Regions from separate parts of the Mus musculus genome. Here region 1 is linked to region 2. Evidence: chromatin loops called from intact Hi-C (ENCODE). Cell type or tissue: left cerebral cortex. All regions are shown on one strand. Each heading gives the region's core, and the rest is flanking DNA. Links, peaks and the distances in the headings are about the cores only.

What was found. Hi-C counts contacts between places; a loop is a spot of excess contacts. Peaks named below come from ENCODE experiments on the same cell type or tissue, not always from the same donor. Only the 100,000 strongest peaks of a DNase experiment are listed, where the experiment ranks them.
Region 1: a loop joins it to region 2, with 2.3 times the contacts of the local background. A loop is called at or near these places in 2 of 42 quality-filtered maps.

The regions. Positions count from the first base shown.
Region 1 is chr15:18,739,535-18,750,029 of GRCm38, reverse strand. The region is part of intron 2 of C030047K22Rik (a long non-coding RNA gene); the gene reads left to right. Among named protein-coding and RNA genes, the nearest start is that of Cdh10, 74 kb to the left of the region's middle. In left cerebral cortex, for the core only: no CTCF peak of the experiment used is centred there; a DNase peak (open chromatin) is centred at 5,563; H3K27ac peaks cover 1,008 bases.
Region 2 is chr15:18,680,361-18,690,855 of GRCm38, reverse strand. No RefSeq gene overlaps it. Among named protein-coding and RNA genes, the nearest start is that of Cdh10, 130 kb to the left of the region's middle. In left cerebral cortex, for the core only: no CTCF peak of the experiment used is centred there; a DNase peak (open chromatin) is centred at 5,225.

The DNA of each region.
Region 1 (10,495 bases), core at 1,617-9,616, 59 kb before region 2:
AATGCAATAAAAATATACAAAAAAAATTTTTTAAAGGAGAAGGAAAAGAGATAAGTGAACCCGACCTTGTCACCATACTTGCAAAGTTGGGCAATGTCCATCTGTATCAATAGGCATCTTGTTTCCCTCAGAGTGAGATCATTAAGCACTCTATTGTAACATCACAGTCATTACCTAGGCCGTCAGATTGTGTTTAGCATGTATTAGCTTCTTTACATTAGCTGTTCATCACTTGATTCCTTAAGGCTAAAGCACTATAGATAAGGTACACATAGATAGGTTTAGAACCATTATGCATATCATGTCCACGCTGCTCCTTAATGGATACATCACCACAAAAAACTTGGTACAGGCACTGAGTTATTTCTGTTTTTATCAACAAACATTGTGGAAGAGCGATTTTGAAACCTGCCTGGTTGTAGGCTTATTACAGCAGTCGCTACAGAAGTGTACATGAGTAATGTGATATTTGAGAAGGTGACCCCCTGATTGTGATGTCAGTAATCACAAACGCATGAAACCTCAGAGCACTATTGTCACCTAAGTTTTGTGAGGCAAAAGAAAGTTATATGGGATTTTGCTCCCCTTGAGCAGATTGCTTTTCATTTAGTTTGCTCTTTCATTATTATTTTAAACTGAAATTAATTTATTTCTTCAATCACATCTTGAATATGCTAACATATGTCAATGTGTCCAATTTCATTGAACTATTTGCATTTGTTCTATTTTAGTCTTATTGACTATATTGATCTCATTCTACTCCTCAAACAACATAGCCAAAAATATGCTATTCCCATTTCCAAAACTGAAACCTCTGGGTGAAGGTTAATTACAAGGTTTCTCAATGAAACAACTGAAAAGAGACAATGATCAATTGAAAATAGTCCTAACATGGTTGTCTGCATTCTCCTTCACACCATAAGGGTGGAATTACAAGCCACAGATGCCAGTTCTCAGTCACCCATGCCAGCTGGGGGTGCATTTACTCCCACTGTTTGGAGCAACTTGGATTTGAAGCTTGCTTAACTACCCTTGTATTCTGAGGGCTCTGCTTGCAGCAGGGATTTGAGATCCAAACACTTCCTTAGCTATGAAGATGGGCTCAGTTTATAATTATAGTGACTCAAGTAATACATACTTAACTTTCATATAGTAAGAAATAGAAATGTTGTCATCGTTTGAGCTAGGAACATGACAGTTACCCTCCCCCCGTACTCTGGCACTTTTCAGGGGCAGTCTAGCTATTTGCTATTCCACAGTTGCTTCAGGAGTCTGCCATAGCAGCTGGTCCTTCTCTGATGGCCAGGCTTCCAGGAAACAGCCGAGCTAAGGCAGAACCTAAAACAATAAACTCAATCTTATTAACACATTACTGCCCCTTCCCACTTTCCCCTATTCCTTTCCAGAGAGCATCTGTGATATTGGTCTTTATTTCACATGCACAGAGTCACTTCTAAAGTTCACAGCTTCCTGCTTATTTTACTATTCTCTATTTTAAAACGTGTTTCTTTTTTTTCCACACATTCATCTGGCAATCTCTCAGATAGAGGTATTGTCTACCATTTTTAGGTTTACTCATCCTCGATTATTTGTGGAGGATGTGATTCAAGACCTTCAGTGGAAGCTTGGGGCTATAAATAGTGCTGAGGGCTGTGTGTCCTATTTTTATTTTTCTACATATGAATACTTATGATAAAAAATTACTCAGCACAATTCAAGCGGAGCAAAAATTAATAATTTCAATAATAAAACAATCATAAGCATATACTCTAATAAAAGCCTTGTGGATATAGACTCTCTTCTCTCTCAAAATATTTTACTTTGCTCTTCATATCTCTAATGCTGACCATAGGTATTTAAATGCCTGACAGATGAAATGAAGGCCCTTCTTTGTACATGCCACCATGAACATGTTCAATCTCATCTATTCATGGATGCCAACCTGAGTCATACCTGGTTCATACTTGCATGAGTGATGAAGACAAGTAAGTGACAATGTTACTGCTCAGGGACAGTTGCTTGATTTAAGCACTGTTAATGTAATAACCAATCAAGCGGACCTCACGGATTTGAATCCTATGTCAGGCATGAGTCGTGTACCAAATAGGATAAGTGGGATGATGTGTCCTGTCACTGTGCTACTAAAGGCAGCATGAAGTTTAAAAGTTTTCTCCGGGATTTCGCATTCGTAATTCTCAGATCATGGTTGACCATGGTTCATTGAAATCACAGTAAGGATATCAATGCATAATTTGTCTGCTGAGAATGTGTGGCTCGCATTTTGGGCAGGCAGCAACATGCCTGAGTGAATATAGAAAAATTAGAAAAACTTGGAATACTGCAAGAGCCTCAGAACCACACAACTTTAGTAACTTCTTCACTTGCTGGATAGAGCTTATGCTCTAAGTTCTTGGGTTATGATGGGAGAATTTATGCTCTTTCTAGAATATGATTGATTTTTTTCCCTGAATACTTGTTCTATTTAAATAATCTTGCCTTCCACTTACTTTTGGTACGTATCCATCACTAGTAACAAGGATTTCAAGATGCTCGGGACACCATTGTTTACTTCACAACTTCATTTACTCAAACACATATATTAAGTTTTAAAATTTGCTACTAAAACACACACACACACACATATGTGTATATATGTATATGCGTGTGTGTGTGTGTCAAGGAACTGTTAATGCATGTTCTTTTCCTCCCTCTGGGTACTAGGCTTTGAATATGGTACATAAGTACTGTGCCATTGAATCGCACTCTCTGCTTTGTTTTGTTTTTTAATTTATTTTATTTTAATTAATTTTTTACACTCCATATCCCATTCCCCAGCTCCCCCATCCACCCTCTGACTGCTCCATGTCCCACACCTCCTCTCCATCCCACCCTGTCACCAGGTGGATGACGCCACCCCTCACCCTACCAGACCTCTAAACTCCATGGGGCCTCCAGTCTCTTGAGGGCTTGGCACATCATCTCTGAATGAACACAGACCTGGAGGTCCTCTACTGTACGCGTGTTGGGGGCCTCATATCAGCTTTTGTATGCTGTCTGTTTGTTGGTCCAGTGTTCAAAAGATCTCAGGGGTCCAGATAAATTAGGACTGCTGCCGGTCCTCCTACAGCTGTTTAAGTGAGCTTGTCACATTCAACAGAAAGGAAATTATGCCTGGTAATAGAAACTAGATAATTCTGAGGATTTTAAAACAGGTTCTGCTACCACTGTTTGATTGAGCAGACTTGTTTCTTGGCTACATTCCTCATCATCTCATTCTTATACATACAGACAAGCATAGCTATCACTCCTCATCAAGGAAGCTAATCTCTCTATAGCAAATGGAAACCATCTCAGAAAAAACACAACTAGACACAAAGCAAAGACCAGAGAATGGTGGCGAAACCCTCCCCAATGAATATATGTGCAGCACAGCTCCTGCATCTGTGGCTCAGGAAACACTGCAGATGAAGGAATGAAAGGATTACAAGAGTCAGACTAGCAAGAATTCTGCTGTGAGACTTTCTCTCCTGGAAATGGCTGCATAATCAACCTTGAACAATGGAAACATCAATAGTCATGTGAAAGGAGAAGGGAGAAAATGTCAGCGAGTCTCACATGTGGACAAACAGCTAAAGGCAATTAAGAACTAGTGAGGGAACTAGAAGAATTATTCTTCCCCAGGAGTGAGAACCTAGATTGATTACCTAATACACATTGGTTCAGTCAGAATTAAAACACACATAAGCAACCACAACGAACTTAGCCATTTGTATTTATATATTTGTGCATATGTAGGTAACAAGAATCATCAAAAAATAAGAGGCAGTGAATATTAGAGAAGGAAAACATTGGAGATCCTGGAAGGAAGAGACTCAGTGGGGACTGGAGGTAGGAAATTGGAGAGGGAAATGATAAAATAATGTTTTAATTTAAAATGAAAAAAAACATATTTTTATTGAAAGATTTCTTCATGTAAATGTAAAATGATTTGTAAAAATTTACTTTCTGTAGAAAACTTCCTTTCTTTTGTTTGATATAATTGGTGTTTTTGATTAGAGATGTGGAAATTGGATGATAGTCTGTAGTTCTCAGTGCATAATGGATATTCTTCTGGTTTCATCTCAACCTATTACTGCAAATGGAAGTCCCGTGTTGCTTCCATCTAAATCCTTGCTCATTTTCAATAAGTTGTTATTTCTTGAGAGATTGTTAAGTGTGTTTTTAAATCATAATACCTATGATTTTACTAAAATGTTGCTTTTCTTATTGTCCATTCACTCTCCATTAGGAATGTAATACAATCACAATATAATAGTATATGAACTATTGTTTTGTTAAATGTAGATCATACTTACCATTTGGATACATGACAAATGGGGCAGTCATATTTTCCCATCTAGAATTTCATATTATTGTCATAAAGTGATCAGATAAACATTTAATTTTTGAAAGGCATATTGATTCATAACTGCTTAGAAATTTCTTAGAAAGTTCTTTTTGTGGCAGTAAATTAGTGATTCATTTTGATAAAATATTTAAAAATCAACTGAGATTTTCAGAAAATCAGATTCCTTTTTTTTCCATTTCTTGAAAATTTTTACCCACAAAATGATAGCAGCATGCCTCTGCTTAGTGAAGCAGGAGCTCATGGTACCACTCTCTCATCTTGTATCCTGGTTTCTATCATCAATTGATCACATTTGGAGAGATTCTGTTAAATACACAGACAGCAATATTAGCTTGAAGCAGAGCCAACAAGCATATTAATGTCTAGACAAGGCTCACTTTTTGGGTTTGGCTTTGATCATAATAAAAGCTGGAGAGTTAAAGGTTTAGGAGTTGGGCAGAATCACTCTCTTGTGGGTAGGAGAAATACTATGGAAAGCTTGTGTTTGCAAAGAGCGTGAAAGCAAGGCAAGCTATCCTGAAGCAAATCAGGTAAAATAAACAAGTCAAACAGTGACAAATATGACACTTTTCATGTTTCGTATGTGAGCTAAAGACAAAAGTCATGAACTTAAACATGAGATGTAAGTTAAAGTTGAATGGGGGAGGTAACAAGGAGATCTAGGAGGAGATAGTGGAGGTGACTCTCATTTTCCTTTCTGCTCTGCAAATGCCATCATGAGTTCTCTTGCTCTGGACAACTACCAACAAAAGTCAGTAAAGATGAATATCATGAATTACTTGTGACTACTGTAATGTATGGACCCAAGTATAATATATGAGCTGATTCTTGCCATAAGCTGACTAAATGAGTTGCAAGCCCTCCAGACACCAGGGATGCCTGGCTGTTCTAAGTGACATCCTAGGTTGACATCGATGAATATATTTGCAATTTTCTTTACTCTTTTTCTACTTAAACCAAAACAATAGCAACAGCATTCAGTGCCTAAAATCAATCTAACAGATTTGTGATTTAAAATGGTGAGGCATAATACAATTATTGGATTCAATTTTTCTTTGGTGCATATAAAACACTTAGGCAGTGTTTGGGGTGCATTCCCTTTTGGTAAGAATCTCTTTTTGAAAACAGTTGCTAGGTGTGGGTGGTTCACTGAGACTCACAGGCCATCTGCTGTAGCCATCACTGAGAAGACCGCCTTTGATAGAAAATAAATCCCAAGAACTTTGGTCTGACCCAAATGGACAAAACCTCTTTTCATAATAAGAGCATCTCTGTTTACTGGGGTGTTTTAGGTAAGTTGTCCAGGAAGAGGAGCATCCAAATGCATTTTATCTGATAAGAACAATTTAAAAGCTAATATTTTCTATTTTTTTTTCAGAAATCATCATGTAGTGTACAGTTTAGTGTTTCTCTTCAAATATCCCAAATGCAAATTAATGTTGGGATGTGTTATTTGAGAACATGCAGCTGCCTAACAGAAATATTTTAGGATTTCCTTTACTGCTTTGAGAAGATCTCTGTCTCTAGCTATCAAAACACATATTATTGTGGTGAACAACTTGTGTTTTTCGCTTTCAGAAAAAGACAAGTTTAACTTGCCTGTGGTTCATTAAGTATGGCTACGGGTGAAAACATCTTATGGTTGTTGCTAATCCATCAAAACAACCCATCAGTAAAGAGAATTGATTTTTACTGATTTTCAACTTCTCCCACTATTAAACTCTTGAACAAGTTGTTTCTATTAGAGTGTGTCCTACCTCCCAGATGAGATGCCACAGCTATAAGGAGAGCTGAGTTTTCTCTCAGCAGCTATTACCAACTGATTATTGGTGATGGGTCAGAATTCATTCCAGAATTCATTCCAATCTTACTTCTGTATATTTGGATTAACTTGATTAGGCTTGGGAAGGTCTATACATGTCATGTTATCACAACTTCCATGGGTGGGTATATGCAACTGTCATGTAATATCGATTAGCAAAACAATTTCCTCTTTGTCGTTCACAACTGCTGTCATGGGATTTGACCCTTGGCTTTCAGTTATCCTGCCTTACTCCTTTACACTGCTGCATTCTGTCACATCTCCTTTGAGATGTCTTTCCTTTAAAGTCTTTCTAGTTCCTTGACTTCTATGGATGTTACACATGAAACACAATTCGAAAGAGTCAAGGCTACCATCTACGCAATGAAAGGAGGTGGTTGACTTCTTCCCTCAGGATGACTGTTTGCAGTCCCATTTATGTACTTGCCAACTTCATAATATCATTTTTCCCTCTCAGTTGAACAATATTCTTTTTGGTAAATGTGCCACATTTTCATTATCCATTGATCAGTTGATGAGTAGTAGCCATTGATCAGTTGGTGAGCTGTTCTTTGAAAAGTATGACTCCTTTAATTGCTGATATTTTTATATACATTATACATGTTATCATTAAATTGTTATCTATATTTATCACTCCATTAATTTTTATTTAATATATATTTAAATAACGTCTAATAACAACTTATTTAATAAATATTTATTACCATTTTGTGAAATTTATTATGTAACTCATTGTAGAGCTTTATTCTTATTTACATTTCAATTTCCTACATGATAGAAATTTAATTTAATTTGCCATGAAGAATTTCTGCTCATTCTATTTCATTTTCCTAATATATGCATAAACTATTGATTAACTGAAATATGTCCAAAATTAAGCTACTGTTTTATATAACATAGAGTTCTGTCTTGTGTGTGTATGTGCACATACATTAAAAAGCACCACCAATTGATGTCTTTTAAAACTGATTTTATGAAAACAATTTACTCTATGTTTAGAATATTGATATATCCTAATGTTTTGGTTGTAATTTTTAAATTTTTAGATCATTTTATAAAACCAAGTTACTGCTTGCACAGATATTATTTTTCCAAACTGCACTAAAAATGCATTCAGTAATTGCCCACTCTATTTAAGACAGCATAATTTGGCCAGGCATACCACTGGAAATTATGAAGAGTGTCCAGTCTTCCACCCATTACTCATTGTTCCTCCATTTCCATCTCCTCGTGCTTCATGTTAAAGACACATTTAGGGATTGACAACGTGCTGGAAGCTTCATCTTGTCCTTTTATTAAATTGCTATTTATTCTTTATTATTTCTTCCAGTTGTATTTGGGAAATTTAAATACTTAAATACTCACATTTCTTCCCTTGATATATTTTATGGTATATGAAAAAATATATTGTCAGTAGTTGTTGGATCATGAATAACATGGATCAAGTGAGTGAATAATCTTATTTTTTGCTGAGTAAACTTTTAAGTTAAATTTTACTAGTAAATGGGAGTAATTAAGAGATTTTTAGCTTCTTATAGATACAAGTGCATTAGATTCTTACAAGAAAATTTCTATAATTTGAATTGCTTGACAAATGCACACAAAATACAAATAATTAAAATAAATTATAGTACACGAATTTGAGATTACAATACAATGCTATAAGATAGTCAATAAAATTGTTATTTCAGTGAGGGAAATTAATAGATCTATCATAATACAGTTGCTTTGTAATGACAAGGGTAGCTATCGTTTTATTTAACAAAATTGCTAATACAATACAACTTAATTAACTTCCCTTATCTTGTTTTACATTACATCTTTTAATTTGCTCACCTGACATATCTGCTATACTCTTGCCTATGACCTATATCTGAAATACAGATAATTTGAAGTGTTGATTTACAACAGCTCTTTTCAGTAGGGATTCAGAGACATTTTGTTCAATTGAGATCCAGGAAATATAGATTCCGATGAAACCAATAAAGTGACCTTCAATCAACACTATATTTGTTTTCCTGGCTGATGCTGTCAGAAATATTGCAAGCAATAAAGAAAGAATAATCACACAGATAGACAAGGAAGAGTGAGATCTTAAAATAAATAAGCATATGCTCCAGTTTCTGAGAGGGAAAGCCAACATTTTAGAAAGAATAAGAAAAATCTTTAAGGAAGTAGGGCATGACAGATAGGAGAAAGGTAAGTCGTGGTATGAAAATGCAAGACCTTTAAACTTGTGTTGAAAATAGCATCAGATTAAATTAAAAGTAATAATTATACAACAACACAAGTTTTCCTTTTACCTGTCATTCAATGGGAAGAATAGTGCTGTTTTTACTTCATTTCAAAGAATTTTAATTACCAAGTAAGATATATGTCACCTGTCTTAGTAGATAAGTACAAGCCTGCTGAATTATTGATTGATTTACACATGACTGCATAATGGAAGAATTAATATTAAGATGGATGCAGCATTTATTGATTATCTTGTAAATGTCACCAGCAGCAGAGACTATTTCTTTTTTCTCAGGTAGAACGTTGCTTTTTTTTTAAGAATATTTAGAGTGTGATTTTAAAACCAGTAATTTGTAGAAGGTATAGTATCCATTGATATTGCAACTAAGAGTATTTCACAGCACTCCAATGAATGTTCTGGTGATATTGGTTGATAGTCATGAATCCAAGGATATTTTATCTCACATGTGACATGACCACTATGCAAAAACATGAACATACATGACACCTTGTAACCATCAGCAACTGAAAGCTATCCACAGCTTGAACGCAAGAATCTGTATTTATTAATGTCGTGTGCCTTGTGTCCGTAAGTACAATGATTTTAGAAGTTATTTGAATCTAAAGAAGGAATGATACCCATTAATCCTATCCATTTTGCTTGCTATTTGTCCTTATTGAATCTTCAGTTCACATTGTACCAAATTTGCTTAACTGATTTATCATTAATGATTTATAAATAATTTTTATTGTGAGACAATAATTCCAAATGTGTAATTCGATATCTTTGTTGTTATTATTATTATATTTATTATTTTATGTTATGCCTCTGTGTGTGTAGGTAATTGTGCATATTCACACATACTAATGTTGAATGTGCTCCCTTGCCAAGTGTCATGTTCCCATTAGTTGCAAACCATTCTTTGGCAGATTCTACTCTTCTATCAAATCTAATACATTCTTGGGGCCCTCCTTTTCACTTGACACTTATTTTCAGGTTTCTAAAAATAAGAGAAGAAACCTGAAAAGAACTTCAAGTTACTCTCATTACCAAATTTACAAAAACTCCTTCGTTTTTTTTTCTCGTCTAAAAATATCTGATCCATTTCCTAGTATTGCTGTGACAAAAATCTCACAATCAGACAGAAATCACTTTTTGTTTTAGTACATCCACCCATGGCCAAAGGGTTAGATATTGGCACTAAATCAGATAAAGAACTTGAAGACTGTTTTCCAATTTCACACCTCTCATCCAAGACCAAACAGAACAATGAGAAGGTCATTAGAATGATTGTCATTTTGATTTTCTAGCAGGGTTTTCTTCACATATTCTGGCTTATCATTCTAGGCACTATTTTTACAGTAGCTATAACAGTTCTTGAATGCACATGGTTTACTGTGAGCTGATTGGCAGCTCGTGGCTGCTCTTCCAATAATCTCCACAGCTTTGCAATTTTTTTTAAACACAAAAGAACGTTTGGACAAAAGCAATCCACTCTAAAACTGCTGCTGACAAGCTGTGCCAACTGTTTCCCCCATTCTATTTGAAGCACCTTGCATTGCTTTCAGAATATCTACCCCAACTCCTCATTTCCAGGTTCGTCAATAAACTTCTTTCCCTTTGGCATTCACCCTTTATCTGTAGTTTCTGTGCTTTGGAATCCTGAGGTAAGAACGTTGTGTTGATCTCTTGTAATGAAAGCTCAGGTGACTATTGAGCATCTGGCATTTTTACACCAATATCAAGTTCTCCAGTGTCTGGTACTCAAAGGGTACACCCCAGGCCCTGTGGAACCATGTGAATCATTCTATCTGTGACAGAATGGTAAAGAGACTAATTTTGAGAAGATTTAATAGAGGTAACCACAGCTTCTGAGAGTCAAGAGTATAATGGCCACAGACTTAAAACAGTTTTACAAAATTCTACTAAAACTCTAAACACTTTCAGATTCTATACTTAGCCATTCTTTCACAACAAACCATATAGGCAGTATTGCTCTTTCTTACCTTAGCTCCCACTGCTGTTCCTT
Region 2 (10,495 bases), core at 1,489-9,488:
TTATTTCACATAGTCATGACATCTGCCCTATACATGGTTGGTGTTGATCATGTAATATTTCCCCTTTTGTTAAATTTTATTCTAATATCTAAAATCCCATGATCAGATTTTGGGATGACATGACAAATAGCAAGATCATATTCATTCAATGAAACTTCTGGTTCTGTTTCTAGATTTAAGAAAAAATGTTTCTAACTATACCAAATGTTATTTGATATAAAAAATAGATACCCCTATTTCTTTTCTTTCTAAATCAGAATTTTTATTAGAAAATAAAACAACCCATCTTGAAATTTAATTAATTTTTAACAACAGGAAGTTTAAACTCTTATTTGATGCTTTATTAAATATTTTTCAATAAATGAATTCTGAATTATTTTTAAAAGCTTTTGTTCAAAAGAACACTAACTTTGGCCCCCTATTAATTTTGTTGATTACATAGTAAACTGATACAAGAATTACTCATTAGAAAGTATCTGTACTTGATTATATGATCTTTTGTTTCTTTATTTGATAAGTTTCCATTACACTGATTAGAACAAACAATCTCAGAAACTTGTTTCACTAAACCAGCTGGCCAGAAAGGGGATCTGACCAAAGGGAGACATCTAGATGCTGTATGCAGATTATACACATATTTATAATTACCCTTAATCATCCTTATCCATGGGAGGACATTCTCAAAATGTCTGAATGGACATAGCTGATGAAGAATATCTTTTGAAATGAATTTGCCAAACTAAATCATTTTTTCCCTCCATGAAGCTAGATTTGTATCCATCTACACCATCTGTTCCTCCAGAAAATGGAAAATTAGCTCCATGTTGACCTGGCAACAGTTAGCTCCATTATCTCAAACTGGTTCATTAAAAAATGCTAGAGTTTCTACTAGGAAACAGCAATAATGTGATGAAACTTAAAGAAAAATAAACGCAGTCTCTAAATCATTTATCCACTGTACATTTATCTCTTCAATATGTGATGTCCTTACATTATTCCACTTTATTGTGTTATCTAAAAGTTCCTTCAGAGACAACTTTGCATACAATCTTCCCCACTCCCAAGGAACTATGGTTTTAGTTTCCTCCAAACTACCTTTAGTAAGTATGCTTTAAGGTTTTTAAAAGGTATTTTTAGAGTAAAGTGTAATCGAAATCTTTATTTTAAAAATGTGTTTTGTACACTGTATAATTTTGGTGTTCACTGAAATGACATATGGATATTTAACAAAAAATAATAAGAGAATTAACTTCTTGGTGGAGGTTAATAGAAAATGGGTGTTTTGATATCTTAATATTATACAGTTTGAAACTGATCTATATTTTTAATGAAGCTAACTGAGCAAAAGCCACCAAATGAGAGTAGCAGATTGTAACACATTATCTAACATTTGTGAATGAATTAGACAAAATAAGTTCATTTTCGTCAGCTTCATCTGATCTCTACAAGCTGAACTGTTTAATCACTAGTCATACTAGAGAGGGACTACATGTAACTGGCCTATTATGTAAATAATACAGTGTAATAATACTTATTAGAACATCAATAAGAATTCTCACTAGCGACCTTTCAATAAGATATGTAAGTTTCATATTAGTATTACTTTTAATTCAGCATATATATATATATATATATATATGCATACACAAAAACACATATATGTATATATATTTAATAAGGTTACAAACTCATTAAGGCATTAATCAATCTTACCTAATACATGTGTTGAAATTGCAATATATCTGAAAATAAAATATTATTGTTCACTTAAATACCTAAGTAGAGAGTAGAATTTCTTAGGAACTTTTCATGTTGTGATGAGATTTATACTGACAGAAGATGTTTAGTCAGCATGTGAAAAAATATGAACCAAGGTAGGTAATCATCATGCATGTCTAGTAAAAATGTCACCGCAGATTTTGGAATAAAAGGTGGGCAAAACTTGGTGATCAGAGTAGACAAGCTAACTCCAAGGCTATTAACCATATAATCCTGTCTCTCAGGTGCACAGTCAAGAAAGGAATTTAGAATGGGGCGTGGACCAAGGTTCTGTATGTCAGCAATGGCAGGAAGGTAGACAATTGTGTGTGGGAGATTCTGTTTTTAGAGCAATGTCATGGGGCAGAAGAATTCTGTGTGAAAACAAACAGAAATATATATGCATACAAACAAACAATACAGGGATTCGCTTACTACATGGAGAAGTTTGGCAAATACGAGAAGCTTTTGTTGTAAGCCACCCCACTTCTCATGATTATCTCTTAAATATTTAAGATATTACCTATCTTCAAGGTGAAATGTTCTTTCCTGTTCATCTAATCACAATACATATGTATATACCCTGGTTCAGTAAGATTACTTTTTAACTACACAGTTTATAACACTTGTGCAATATCTTCAAATTAGAAATTTTGAAGTAATTAAAACTGTGACTTTGATACAGTGATTACTTTATAAAATAAAGCAATCAGCTCCCTCTGAAGAAATTTTGCTTGCTTACACTTCTTCACGATGTTTGTGGAGTTTGCCATAAATGTACTTGTCTCTTTAGAAGACATATGCTTGGAAGGCCAGACTTCTCTTCCGTTAATTGGGTTTTCACATTCCAGGTGTGTAAGAAGTGGTGACTTTCCCACATATCAATAGAGTAAGTAAGTATTTTAATGGGATTTTTGGTTTGGATTTTACAAACAGCTTATTAAAAAGGTCTGTCAGCTTAGAGAGGTCATCAAGACAATTGGAATTGAAAGACAATGTGCAATATGAAGAACAAACTCCTCCAGAGAATAGGAAAGTGATGTAATTCTATTTCAATAAAGGCATTTTTTTAAAGGAGTTAAAGAAGGTTTCAAGTCATTTAATGCTTTCTTTATGATTACCTTTGTTTTTTGCAGTGTTCATTTTCCAATATTTTCTTCTTTATCTCTTGATATGGTTGATTATTTCTAGCCTTACTTGCCCATGTAGGGTTAATGATAAATCATTTCAAATGCACAAACGTGTGGTTAATCCTTTATTTTTCACGGCTTTCTATGTCTTCTTCTCAAACTTCAAGCCAAAAATTTTCATATTTTATGGTTCTTTATTCTCCAATTTATTCATTTCAGTAATTACATATAAAACTGCCTATTTTAGCTCATCTAATTATCTCTAAGTCAAAGGTGCTGAACGTGTGGTTCACATCTCCTTTGGGGGCTGAAGGACCTTTCCTTAGGGATTGCATTTCAAATGTCCTGCATATCAAATATTTACATTACAATTCCTAACAGGAACAAAATTAGAGTTATGAAGAAAATTTCATGGTTGGGGTCACCCAAACATGAACTGTGTTGAAGAATTGCAGCATTAGCCAGGTTGAGAACTACTGATCAAAGTTATATTTCCTAATTCACATGTGCAGGGAGTAGTGCGTGATAACACTGTGCAGGCTATTTCTATGTGGACAGACACAAAAAGGAATGTATTTTCTTACACTTTTATGTCTGGAAAAAATATTTACTTTCCAAAGAATCATTTCTGGTGTTCAAAATATCTCTTTACAGTGTATCCCAGACTTTTCATGAATTTGTTCAAAATCTTTGTGTAAAAACATCAGGTTAATCATTAAGTTTGGATTACGGTACAATATTTAAATATATATCTTTAAATAATATATATATATACTAACATATAATAAAATATATTTAATTCTTTGTGTGAGCTTTTCTGGATTTATAGAGTATACCACTAATGAGAAGCAGCCAATGAAGAAACTGTCAGGATGCTATTTTTATGTGTGTGAGACTGTCGGGGGAAACCTGTTTTTTAAGAAGCAGCGTTCAGGGACCTGAAAAAAAAAAACACTCTTTCTGCTGCTCTTCTTTTATATTAGCTTGCATGTGATTTGCTGTATTCAGGATGTTTATTCCTCTTGTGGGTTTGCTTGTTCTCCCAGAACCACAGGAATACCTTTTAACTTGGATAACTCCTGCATAAAAAAAAAAAAAAATCACTGGGATACAAAGTGTAAAAACAATCAACCTGTCTTTTATGACATCTTCATTTTAGACCGTGGTTAAATTGACTTTGTAATCAATACTAAAATTAATATCACCACCTTATTTATATTTAGCGTTTATTTCTTTAACTCTACACATAGATTAACCAGGAATTTACTTTGTTTCACCATGTGAGATATTATTATGCAGGCAAATAGACAGATGTATGTAAAATATATTTCAATTATCAAATATTCTCATATACTTGAAATCAAAGCATAACTGTAGCTAAATATATGTTCTTAATATATAATATGTGATATGTGACGTGAAATGTGGTATGTGACATGTGACATATATGTCATATAACATATATAGCAGATAACATCATATATAGCAGATGACATCAAACATATAACATAACACATATACAAAACATAATATGCAATATATAATAAATATACAATATATAACATTTCATGATATAATATATAAGTAATATAAATTATATTAAGTAATATTAAAAATGTAATCATATATTTACTTTACAGTTATGATTTAATTTCATATATATTCATATGAGTCTATTATCTTCTCAAGTGAAAATATTATCACATACCAAATGACGTTTGAGTACTGTAATAAGGTATAAGGCAATATATATATACATACATATTTGAGATTATAACGTAACTTCTTTCTACTTTTTCACCTTTTGGACCTTCCCATGTAGCTATCTTGTTCTCTTTTAATTTTATGGTCTGTTTTCCTTTATTATAGTTATCCAACATATATGTACACACATGTATGTGTGTGTGAGATTTTTGTAATATTATCAATCTAGTGGAAAAAAAATCAAGTAACTCAGTGTATCTGCATACGTATATGTGTGCGCATAACCAGAGACTCAAGCTAAAGATTTTTTTTACAAAAAAAAGGCATTAATCAGTAAGTTTCAGAAAACCTTCATTAATCAGTTTAATGCTTTGATAATTTCTACATCTTTACCCTAGCAGAATTATCATGGCCTTTAAGAGCATAAGGCCTAGCCAACACAGTATGAACAAGTATTGCACAGTTCTATTTTTCTTTAGTAATATTTATTCATGAAACTTTTGTTCTGTTTCAGCAAGGCACTTTAACATATGCTGGTTAAATTTTGTCTTCTTGTTACATCCTAAATCTGTTTTCATTCAGGTCGGTAGCTTTATAGCTTCAAGCTAAAAAAGGATATTTAAAATCTTGAGAGAAATGATTCACACTCTGTTTGGCAGCTAAAGTTACAATCTTTGCCTTTTGCGCACTCCTTGATTTTGATGAACTAAAAGATTAACACAGACTACCACATGTGTATGGCAAATGCTTTTCATTCTCATATTGATAGCACAATTAATTCCTTGTGGCTTCTCAGATAAAAGTCATTTATTCCTGTTGTTAAATGGTTTTCATAGACTAAAAGTAATGGGAACTGCCTTTTGAACACTGTTTTATTTTTCTTCTTTTAAAGTGATGCCAGGCTGGTTTTCCTATTGACAAAAATGAAAAGGTCAGTTAGCAGTGATGGGTGTGTAGCTTCGAGCACCTGACTCCTCTGAGTGTAAACATGCCAAGTCCCATAAAGCATAATTAAGTTTGGTACTGTCAAGAAAAGTTATCTGGTCAATTAGAAACTGCTACATAGCTACAGATATAAAGCAATGAATTCCACAAAGAAAATGAAATATAAAATTATTCAGTTGACGCTGTGAAGAAAATTTTTCTGTGTTTTGTGAACATGTATATTAAATGGGTAATTGAATGTGTGGCTATATGAATCCCTACAAATGAATGGAAAAATAAAGGGAATTAAATACCCTGTTCTATTATCCTATATTTTATTTTCCAGAGATAGCATCTCTCTGATATTGAAGAAAGCTAGGTGTCTCTCTCTGTCCCCCTGTACCTGTGAATGTCAAAGCTCTTGTGTTGCATCTCCTTAAAAAATATTGTATTATATTCGACATATAACACAGGGGTAAGACATCACTATAGAACTAACATTCAGTAGATAGAATTATCTTCCCCTATAGATTAAACATCTTATCAACCAAGTAAACAAAGTGTCCCTATTGAATTGTGTTGCACATGTACTAGAGGAAAATCCCAGAGAACTGGTAAATACTTCCAAAACTTGCTACCTGGAGTGGGGGGAAAACATGTGAAATGAATAAAGATTCACTGAGTTCTAGAACCTTGTCTTGTCAAAATATTGTTTTTACATAATACAGTGAATTCTAGCATCCTTGGTTAGAATTTCAATAATATAATTTTCAGATTGTACGTGGGCATGATAGTGAATCATTTAGGCCCATAGACCCAGTTTCATTAGGTATTATGATCATATAAAATAATGAATAAAAAAATCATGGTTATAAATTTAACCAAATTCCTTTGTATTTATGATGACCATATTCATAACAATAGCCCGATATCTTCTGAGGAAGATATCATCACTGCCTTTATAGATCTAAAAACAATCTGAACTAATTTTTTGACAGTGTAATAGACAAAGGTATAAACACAATTGTGAAGGTAACTGCAGTTAGGTGGCACATGCCTTCAACCAGGGGAAGAGGTGGTCTCAGTGAATTTTTTTGTTGTTGTTGTTTTTTTGTTTTTTGTTTTGTTTTTTTTTTTTTTTTTTGAGACAGGGTTTCTCTGTATAGCCCTGGCTATCCTGGATCTCACTTTGTAGATCAGGCTGGCCTGGAACCCAGTAATTCGCCTGCCTCTGCCTCCTGAGTGCTGGGATTAAAGGTGTGGGACACTACCACCTGGCGACGTTTTTCTCTTTTTTTTCTTTCCTTTCTTTTCCTCTCCTCTCCCTCCCCCTCCCCCTCCCCCTCCCCCTCCCCCTCCCCCTCCCCCTCCCCCTCCCCCTCCCCCTCCCCCTCTCCCTCCCCCTCCCCCTCCCCCTCTCCCTCTCCCTCCCCCTCCCCCTCCCCCTCTCCCTATCCCTCTCCCTCTCGCTCTCCCTCTCCCTCTCCCTCTCCCTCTCCCTCTCCCTCTCCCTCTCCCTCTCCTCCCTCTTCCTCTCCTCCCTCTCCCTCTCCTCCCTCTCCCTCTCCCTCTCCCTCTCCCTCTCCCTCTCCCTCTCCCTCTCCCTCTCCTCCCCTCCCCTCCCCTCCCCTCCTCTCCTTCTTTTCTTATCTTTTCTTTTCTTTTTTCTTTATTTATTTACAATCCAGAGTTTACACTCTGCTCCCTGCTTCCAGCCTCCAACTGTTCCACATCACATTCCTTTTCCCAAGGCCCCTGTCTCCATGAGGATGTCCTCAATCCCCAATCCTCCACCCAACCAGAGCTCTAAACTCCCTGGAACCTCCAGTATCCTGAGAGTTAGGTGCATCTTCTCTGCCTAAACACAGACTCAGCAGTCCTCTACTGTAAATGTATTGGGGGCCTCATATCAGATGCTGTATTATACCTGGTTCCAGTCTTGAGAGACCTCAGGGGTCCAGGTTAATTGAGACTCCTGGTCCTCCTACTGGGTCTCCCTCCACCTCCTCAGCTTCTTTCAGCTTTTCCCTAATTCAACCGAAGGGTTCAGCAGTTTCCGTCCCTTTGTTGGGTGCAAATGCCTGCATCTTACCCTTTCAGCTGCTTGCCGGGTCTTCCAGAGTAGGGTCATGATAGGCTCCTTTTTTTCTAAGCACATGATAGCTTCAGTGTCAGGCTTTGGGGCCTTCCCTTGAGCTGGATCCCACTTTGGATCTGTGGCTGGACCTTCTTTTCCTCAGGCTCCTTTCCATTTCCATACCTGTTATCCATTCAGACAGGAACAATGGTGGGTCAGAGTTGTGACTGTGGAATGGCAACCCCATCCCTCACTTGATGTCCTGACTTTCTGCTGGAAGTGGGCTCTATAAGTTCCCTCTCCCTACTGTCAGGCATTTCATCTAAGGTCCCTCCCATTGAGTCCTGAGAAACTTTCATCTCCGAGGTCACTGGTGCATTCTGGGGGAATCCACCAACCCCCTACCTCCTGAGGTTGCCTGTTTCCATTTATTATTATTATTATTATTATTATTATTATTATTATTATTATTATTATTTTTGCTGACCCTCAGGTCTTCAGGCCATTTCCCTCACCCAGTCAGGTCCTCATCTTCCCTGTCCCCTGCCCCCTTCTGTCCACTTTCCCTCCCAGGTCCCACCCTTCTTCACCACTTGTGATTGATTTCTTCTCCCTCCCAAGTGGGACTGAGGTGTCCTCATTTCTGCCCTCATTTGTTGACTTTTTGAGTTCTGTAGACCGTATCTTGGGTATTCTGTAATTTTTTTTCTAATATCAACTTATTAGTGAGTACCCACCATGCATGTCCTTTTGGGTCTGAGTTATCTTACTCAGGATGATATTTTATAGTTCCATCCATTTGCCTGCAAAACTCCATTCCATTGTGTAAATGAACCACATTATCTGTATCTATTTTTCTGTTGTCAGATATATGGGTTGTTTCCAGCTTCTGGCTATCACAAATAAGGCCACAATAAATATAGGAGAATGCATGCCCCTGTGGCATGGTGGGGCATCTTTTGGGCAAGTGTGGTATAGTTGGGTCTTTAGGTAGATCTATTTCTAATTTTCTGAGAAACCTCCAGACTGATTTCCAGGGTGGTTGTACCAGTTTTCAATCCCATCAGCAATGGAAGGTGTTTCTCTTTCTCTACAACCTCTCTATCCTCTGTTGTTACCTGAGGTTGTGAACCTAACTGCTCTGATTGCTGTAAGGTGGAATCTCAGGGTCAGGTCGTTTTGACTTGCATTTCTCTGATCACTAAGGACTTCAAACATTTCTTTAGGTGCTTCTCTGCCATTTAAGATTCCTCTGTTTTAAAATCTTGGTTTAGGTTTATGGTTGTTTGGATATTGGTGGGTAGCATCTTGAGTTCTTTATATATTTTTGATATTAACCCTCTATTGGATGTGGGGTTAGTGAAGTTTTTTTTTTCCAATCTGCAGGTTGCTGATTTGTCATATTGACTATGTCCTATGCCTTACAGAAGTTTTACAGTTTCATGAGGTTCTGTTTATCAATTCTTGATCTTAGAGCATGAGCCATTGGAGTTCCATTTAGGAAATTTCCCCCAGTGCCAATGAGTTCAAGGCTCTTTCCCACTTTCTCTTCTATTAGACTCAGTGTACCTGGTTTTATGTTGAGGTCCTTGATCCACTCGGAGTTGAGCTTTGAGAAAGGTGACAAACATGGGTCTATTTTCACTTTTCTACATAGAGACAGCCATTTAGACCAGCACCATTAATTGAAGATGCTTTCTTTTTCCATATTTTTGGCAACTTTGTCAAAGATCAAGTGTTCATAATTGTATGGTTGCATTTTGGGGTCTTTAGTTCTATTCCATTGATCAATTTATCTGTCTCTGTACCAATACCATGAAGTTTTTACCACTACTGATCTGAAGTAAAGCTTGAGGTAAGATATTGTGATTCCCTCAACATACCTAAACATAATAAATGCAATTTACATCAAACCAACAGCTGATATCAAATTAAATGGAGACATAAATGAAGCAATGCCACTAAAATCAGAGACAAGACAAGGATGCCCACTCTCTACATATCTATTCAATATAGTACTCAAAGTGCTAGCTAGAGCAATAAAACAACAAAAAGAGGTCAAGAGAATACAAATTTTCAAAGAAAAAAAATTACTATTTGCAGGAGAGATGATAGCATACATACGTGACGCCAAAATTTCTACCAGACAACTTCTCTAGTTGATAAACAACTTCAGCAAAGTGGCCAGATATTAAATTAACTCAAGTAAACTGGTAGCCTTCCTTTATACAAATGATAAACAGGCTTAATTGTCACAAATAATATAAAATATTGTGGAGTAACTAACTAAGCTAGTGAAAGACAATAATTTCAAGTCTCTCAAGAAAGAAATTGAAGATCTCAGAAAATGGAGAAATCTAACACGCTCATGACCTATCAAATGCAATCTACAGATTCAATTCAGTCCCCATCAAAATTCCAACACAATTCTTCAAAGACATGGAAAGAGCACTTCTTAAATTTATCTGGAAAGTCAAAAAACCCAGAATAATGAAAACAATTTTTAACAATAAAAGAATAGTCTTGGTCATATTTACAACAGGCATGTCCAGAGATCAAGTTCCAGGAACTCCAGAGTTACATTTCAAGAGTCTATCTTAAACAAACAAACAAACAAACAAACAAACAAACCACAACATTACAAAATGAATGTATAATTGAAGAAACCATTATTGTTTAGAAACCAACAACAACAAAAAAATACAAAACAAAACAAAAAAATTTCTTGACATAAGCCCATAAAATTCTCCAAGAATCAATGATTTTCATTGGAACATTTCAATATTGAATAAGAAATACTCAACGGACTGGAGGTCCCAGGGAGTTTAGAGGTCAGGTGGAATGAGAGGTGGGGACATCCACATGGAGACAGGGGGTGGGGAGGAGGTATGGGATATGGAAC